2 separate regions of the Homo sapiens genome follow, and region 1 is linked to region 2. The links are chromatin loops, found by intact Hi-C in ENCODE. Cell type or tissue: endothelial cell of umbilical vein. All regions are shown on one strand. Each heading gives the region's core, and the rest is flanking DNA. Links, peaks and the distances in the headings are about the cores only. Region 1 overlaps PPARD (peroxisome proliferator activated receptor delta). Region 2 overlaps FKBP5 (FKBP prolyl isomerase 5).

Evidence for each region. A loop is a pair of places that touch in the nucleus more often than their neighbours do. Peaks named below come from ENCODE experiments on the same cell type or tissue, not always from the same donor. Only the 100,000 strongest peaks of a DNase experiment are listed, where the experiment ranks them.
Region 1: it touches region 2 in a loop (5-fold over the local background); 1 of 110 quality-filtered maps calls a loop at or near these places.

What each region holds. Positions count from the first base shown.
Region 1 is chr6:35,424,074-35,426,986 of GRCh38, reverse strand. It overlaps PPARD (peroxisome proliferator activated receptor delta), which reads right to left. Exons shown (of 8, transcript NM_006238.5): 6 at 2,839-2,913; 7 at 2,208-2,658; 8 at 1-1,155. The coding sequence ends at 908. Among named protein-coding and RNA genes, the nearest start is that of FANCE, 27 kb to the left of the region's middle. In endothelial cell of umbilical vein, for the core only: no CTCF peak of the experiment used is centred there; DNase peaks (open chromatin) are centred at 636 and 1,526; H3K27ac peaks cover 2,241 bases.
Region 2 is chr6:35,668,431-35,671,343 of GRCh38, reverse strand. The region is part of intron 1 of FKBP5 (FKBP prolyl isomerase 5); the gene reads left to right. Among named protein-coding and RNA genes, the nearest start is that of MIR5690, 5.1 kb to the right of the region's middle. In endothelial cell of umbilical vein, for the core only: no CTCF peak of the experiment used is centred there; a DNase peak (open chromatin) is centred at 1,753; H3K27ac peaks cover 2,316 bases.

The DNA of each region.
Region 1 (2,913 bases), core at 309-2,808, 240 kb after region 2:
CTCCTTCTCTTGAGACTTGCTCCTCTTCAGTGAGGTGGGGGCCCACCTGGAGGGAACCCTGCCTACTTCCAAGCTGGGAGAGTGCCGTCCAGCGGCCAGTGCAGGGGGCCATCAGCAACATTGGCCTGGCAAACCAGTGTGAAGATGGAAGGACACTGGGTGTCAGTGGGGCTGAGGTGTGCTGCTGGAGCAGGATCAGTTGGGTCAGTGGGTGGCCTCAGCATCGGAGGGGCAATGACAGTCTTGGGGAGGCATCTGGCTCTCAGCCTGGGGCCTCCTGCCCACTGTCCTTTGCAGCAGGGACCCCATGACTATAGGGGGCTGCAGTCAGTCCAGGCCATGCTTAGCCTTCCCTGGAACCCAGGCCCAGAGAGCTTAGTGTTTCTTTGGATGGCTCAAGTCTTTTGCTCTGAAGACAGGAGACAGAAGTGAGGACCTAAGCCTGCAGGTGCAATGATGGGGCAGAGGGCAGGCCCCACTCTCTTCTGCTCCTGGGGAAAAGGTGTGCAAAAGCAGAGGTCCTGTTCTATGCTGCTGGTGAAATAATACAAAACATCTCACAGAATAAGAAAGGAGGACAGACGTGGGGGGTGGAGAGAGAAAGGGAGGGCAAGGGAGAAGGGAAGAGAGAAACCTACAGAAAGGAAGAAACAGAGCAACAGGAATTAGAAAAGAAAGAGGAACTGAGAAAGAGGGAGACAACAAAGACAGGAAGAGAGCTGGCTGGAGGAAGCGGGAGAGAGGGCACAGGGAGCCAGAGGCCGTGGGTGTCATGTGTCTGAGGGCGATCGTGGGACTCTGCTGCTCCAGGCCGGGTGCTCAAGGGCTGGTCAATGGAAAAGTCATGTGGGTGGGCCCCTCCAGTGCTGGCCCCATTGGAGTCTGCAGGGAGGCCTGGGTGCCGCCGTTAGTACATGTCCTTGTAGATCTCCTGGAGCAGAGGGTGCAGCGAGGTCTCGGTTTCGGTCTTCTTGATCCGCTGCATCATCTGGGCGTGCTCGGTGACCAGTTGCCGCAGGTCAGCCATCTTCTGCAGCAGCTTGGGGAAGAGGTACTGGGCATCAGGGTGGTTGGCCTGCAGGTGGAATTCGAGGGCACGCAGGATGGTGTCCTGGATAGCCTCCACCCGTGGAACGTTCATGAGGCCTGGCCGGTCTGTGGGGACACAGGGCACGCCAGGGAGCTCAGAAAGGCAGTGGAGCTCCCCTACTTCCACCCCAAGAGGTGACTTGGCCCAGGGGACGGCAGGCCTCCTTGGCCGTGACAGACCAAGCCCTGTCCCATCAGCAATGCTCCACTGGGTGTTCTAATCTCCCTACCCCTGGTCTTAATCCACTTCTTTTGTTTTTTGCCAATTTGTCCCCACCTCCCCCCCGATTAGGCAACGTAGTATTGTGGTTAAGAGACTCAATGCTTAATTCAAATCCTGTGTCTGCCTGTGAGGCTATAGGCAGGTCATTCAGCCTCTCTGATGTGTAAAATGGAGACACAAAACATTCTTCCTGCACAGGGTTGTTGTGAGGATCAAGTGAGTCATCATCGATGAAAAGAACAGTGCCTGGCATGAAGTAAGCTCTAGACCACTGTTAGTTAGCATAGTTATTATTGTATTTATTGTGTTGGAATTTTAAAAATGCAGAAAAAATGCAGACAATTTTTCCACCCCACATTAACATGACAGCATACTGCCTGTTAGTCCTTTTCCTTTTTTTTGAGACAGGGTCTCACTCTGTCACCCAGGCTGGAGTGCAGTGGTGGGATTTTGGCTCACTGCAACCTCCACCTCTCGGGTTCAAGCGATTCTCCTGGCTCAGCCTCCCAAGTAGCTGGGATTACAGGCGCGTGCCACCACATCTGGCTAATTTTTTGTATTTTTAGTAGAGACGGGGTTTCACCATGTTGGCCAGGCTGGTTTCGAACTCCTGACCTCAAGTGATCCACCCGCCTCGGCCTGCCAAAGTGCTGGGATTACAGGTGTGAGCCACCACGTCTGGCTTAGTCTTTTTCCTGTCTCCACCTCTATCTACGTACATAATGAGATGGAGCTGATCCTGCATGCTCAGTCAGTGCCTTGCATGTTCCACTGCCAAGATCACAGGGACACTTCCCCACACTGTCAGAGCTCAGGCACAGTGCCCTGCAGTGAGGGCCAACCCCCAGGACGACTGGGTGTGCCAGGCCAGCCCACCTGCCCCACTCTCACTCACCTCCACACAGAATGATGGCCGCAATGAATAGGGCCAGGTCACTGTCATCAAGTTCCAGGGCGTTGAACTTGACAGCAAATTCAAACTTAGGCTCAATGATATCACTGAAGGGTTTGCGGAGGCTGCGCAGGAACTCACGGGTGACAAAGCCACTGCCGTTGGCTACCAGCAGCCCGTCCTTGTTGACGATAGAGGCCAGCATGGCGAAGATGGCCTCGTGCACGCCATACTTGAGAAGGGTAACCTGGTCGTTGAGGAAGAGGCTGCTGAAGCTGGGGATGCTCTTGGCGAACTCAGTGAGCTCCCGCACGGTCTCCACTGTGGTGCACTGGCAGCGGTAGAAGACGTGCACGCTGATCTCCTTGTAGGGAGGCAGGCCATTCACCAACTGCTTCCACACCAGCCCCTTCTCTGCCTGCCACAATGTCTCGATGTCGTGGATCACAAAGGGCTGAAAACCAGGCCCCGTTAGAGATCAGGCCTCGGGAGACCCCCACCCTGTGCTCCCCATGTCCCTTGCCTGCACCATGAAGTTGAGGGAGGGAGAAGGCCTGGCTCTCCCGGAGTCAGGCAGGCGGCAGTGGGACCCAGAGCCCAGGATGCTGCCAGGCCAAGCAGCAGCAACACTCACCGCCGTGTGGCTGGCTTTGCCGGTGAGGATGCTGCGGGCCTTCTTTTTGGTCATGTTGAAGTTTTTCAGGTAGGC
Region 2 (2,913 bases), core at 237-2,736:
TTTGGCTAGATTTGTCAGTTTGGATTGTAGTTTCTTTTAACTTGTTTTTGTTTATTTATTTATTATTTTTTTTTTTTTTTGAGACAGGATTGCACTCTCTTACCCAGGCTGGAGTGCAGTGGTGCGATCTCAGCTAACTGCAACTTCTACCTCCCTGGCTCAAGCAATCCTTCCACCTCAGCCACCCAAGTAGGTGGGACTACAGGTGTGCACCACCATGCCCAACTAACTTTTCTATTTTTTGTGGAGACAGGGTTTGGTTTTACCGTTTTGCCCAGGCTGGTCTCAAACTCCTGGGTTCAAGGGATCGTCTCACTTTGGCCTCAGAAAGTGCTGGGATTACAGGCATGAGCCACTGCACCTGGCTTATTAATTTCATTAATACTTTGCTTTTACCTCCATTTAACAAACTTTGGTATTACCATATATGAGATATTTTCATGTGTATGTGTGCATTTATATTTTTTAAATATGTGACTGAGTTTTTTCCCTTTTTCTTAGATTCCTAGGCTATTTCAATATTTTTATACCTGTTGTCTACTCTGCAGCTAATGACACAGATAGCAGTATATGAGTTTTTCTTTTCTTTTCTTTTCTTTCTTTTTTTTTTTTGAGATGGAGTCTTGCTTTGTTGCCCAGGCTGGAGTGCAGTGGCACGATCTTTTCTCACTGCAACCTCCGCCTCCCAGGTTCAAGCGATTCTTGTGCCTCAGCCTCCCGAGTAGCTGGGATTACAGGTGCCCACCACCACACCCGGCTAATTTTTTTTTGTATTTTTAGTAGAGTCGGGGTTTCACCATATTGGCCAGGGCGAACTTCTAACCTCAAGTGATCCACCCGCCTCAGCCTCCCAAAGTGTTAGGATCACAGGCATGAGCCACCGTGCCCACTGAGAATTTAATACACTTTATGTAAGTTAATTTTTTATGATAGTTATCTAGCTTTGCCAGACCAATTTTGTTAGTAAATTTAAAACATTAAAAAATTTTGAATCCTCCTAATTCTGTGTCTCTAATTTAGTAATTTTAAGTTTTGATCCTTGTTTCATTCTATCATTCTTTTATTTAAAAAAATTGTCATTGGCTTTTCTAAAAGTGAATCGTGAATCATGATTCATGTGAAATAATTAACTCTAAAACAGCAAAGATACCTTTTAGAACCTTCATTTTTTATAAATTGCATTAACAAGTTATGCAGTGATGTGAAGATACAAACTAAGGTCATTAAGTTTTCTTTAATTTATAATTTATATTAACCTATTCATTGAAAAGGATTTGATAGTTTGTGATTAAAGCAAAACAGGCAAAGACCATTAAAAACAAAGACAGAAAATGAGCATAAATCACTTGAGAAATAATGAGCAGAATGGGGGAATGGGAAGAAATCTTTATACCAGTAATCTGAGGCAAGATAGTTTCTGTGTTTGAACATTAAATTTAGCTCTGAGCTTCCTGGCAAGCAAGAGAAAAAAGGAAACAGGGTGACTTTTATAGTTATTGTCCAGTAAAGAAAGCTTTTTCAATTTTTCAGAAGAGAGAAACTTTTTCTGAGTCATAAGTTATAAGAGGTTTGTTATGTGAATTCTTACATATGGAACATAATTTATATTTCTAATTTTGAAAATTATTGAATTTCTTCTGTTGCTGTCTTAGCCATCAGGTACCATTCTATGCATTGTAATTATATTGGTCATATTAAGTTCATGTCCACTGTTGTCAAAAGTGGAAATACCATGGCTGGGGTGTGTTTATGTATTGCCTCTAGAGCTGTAGCCACTGACGAACAGGAAACTGAAAGCTAAAAGTTCAGGAAATGTATTGTATTTAGACTGTGGAAAACATATATATGATACTTTACTGAAAACCATGCTCTTTTGAAAACTGAAATATGTATGTATTTAATTAGAGATGAATATTAAGGATTCATATCAGATGCTTAAATATGATAATAGATACAGTATGTGCATTGTAGGCCAGGAATATTGTGCAATGCTAGAAAAAAAGGCAACAGATTATTGTATGTATTCAGCTATATTCTTTCAAGAAACAAAACAGCTGGCACATCAATTGAATTCCTCAAGGATGTCTTATTTCCAGAGAATTCCAGAGTTTTAGTTTTAGCTTAGTTCCAAGGAAGAGGAGGTCCCTGTTTTACAGGATAGCCTATTTCAGTCTTAGGGAGTTCTAATGGTTAACTTCTGTTTTCATACACTGAATTTAACTTTGTTTTCCTGTGATTTATTAATACAGTCTATAGCTTTCTTAGAGTTGAGAAGAAAATGATTAATTGATCAAACTTTTTTTGAAAAGTTAATTGCATCTCAAGTGTTTTCTTAGATATTGTTTCATTTTAGGTTCCTTATAAAATACTTCCTACAGGAGTCTTTAGTTTTGAAGTTATAAAAAAAAATTATCAGAGGAAATATGACTAATGTATATGCTTGGTTGAGCTGCATTTTCTTACTGTTTCTATACTTAGTATTTTAACAGGATGTGATTGATAGGAATTTAACATTCTAATTCTTTAAGACAATCATGAAGTTCTGATAGTTTCTTAGAAATGGAAATTGTGTCATTATATTTTGTTGTTTTATTGTTGTGCATTTTAACAAAAGAGGTGACTTCACATGTACCCTAAAACTTAAAGTATAATAATAACAAACAAAACAAAACACATGTACCCTAAAACTTAAAGTATAATAATACAAAAAAAAGAAGAAAAAAAACAACAAAAGAGGTGACTTATAACTATTCCATTCCAGTTTTATGATATGAAATTGTAGTCACACAGAACATTTAGGGGCCACATTAAGTGAAAATTCCATTTATTACAAAGTTTTTAAAAGGATTTTTAGCTGTATTACATGTCACTTAATTATAATCAATTTAATAGTTTCATTAAAATTAGACTCTT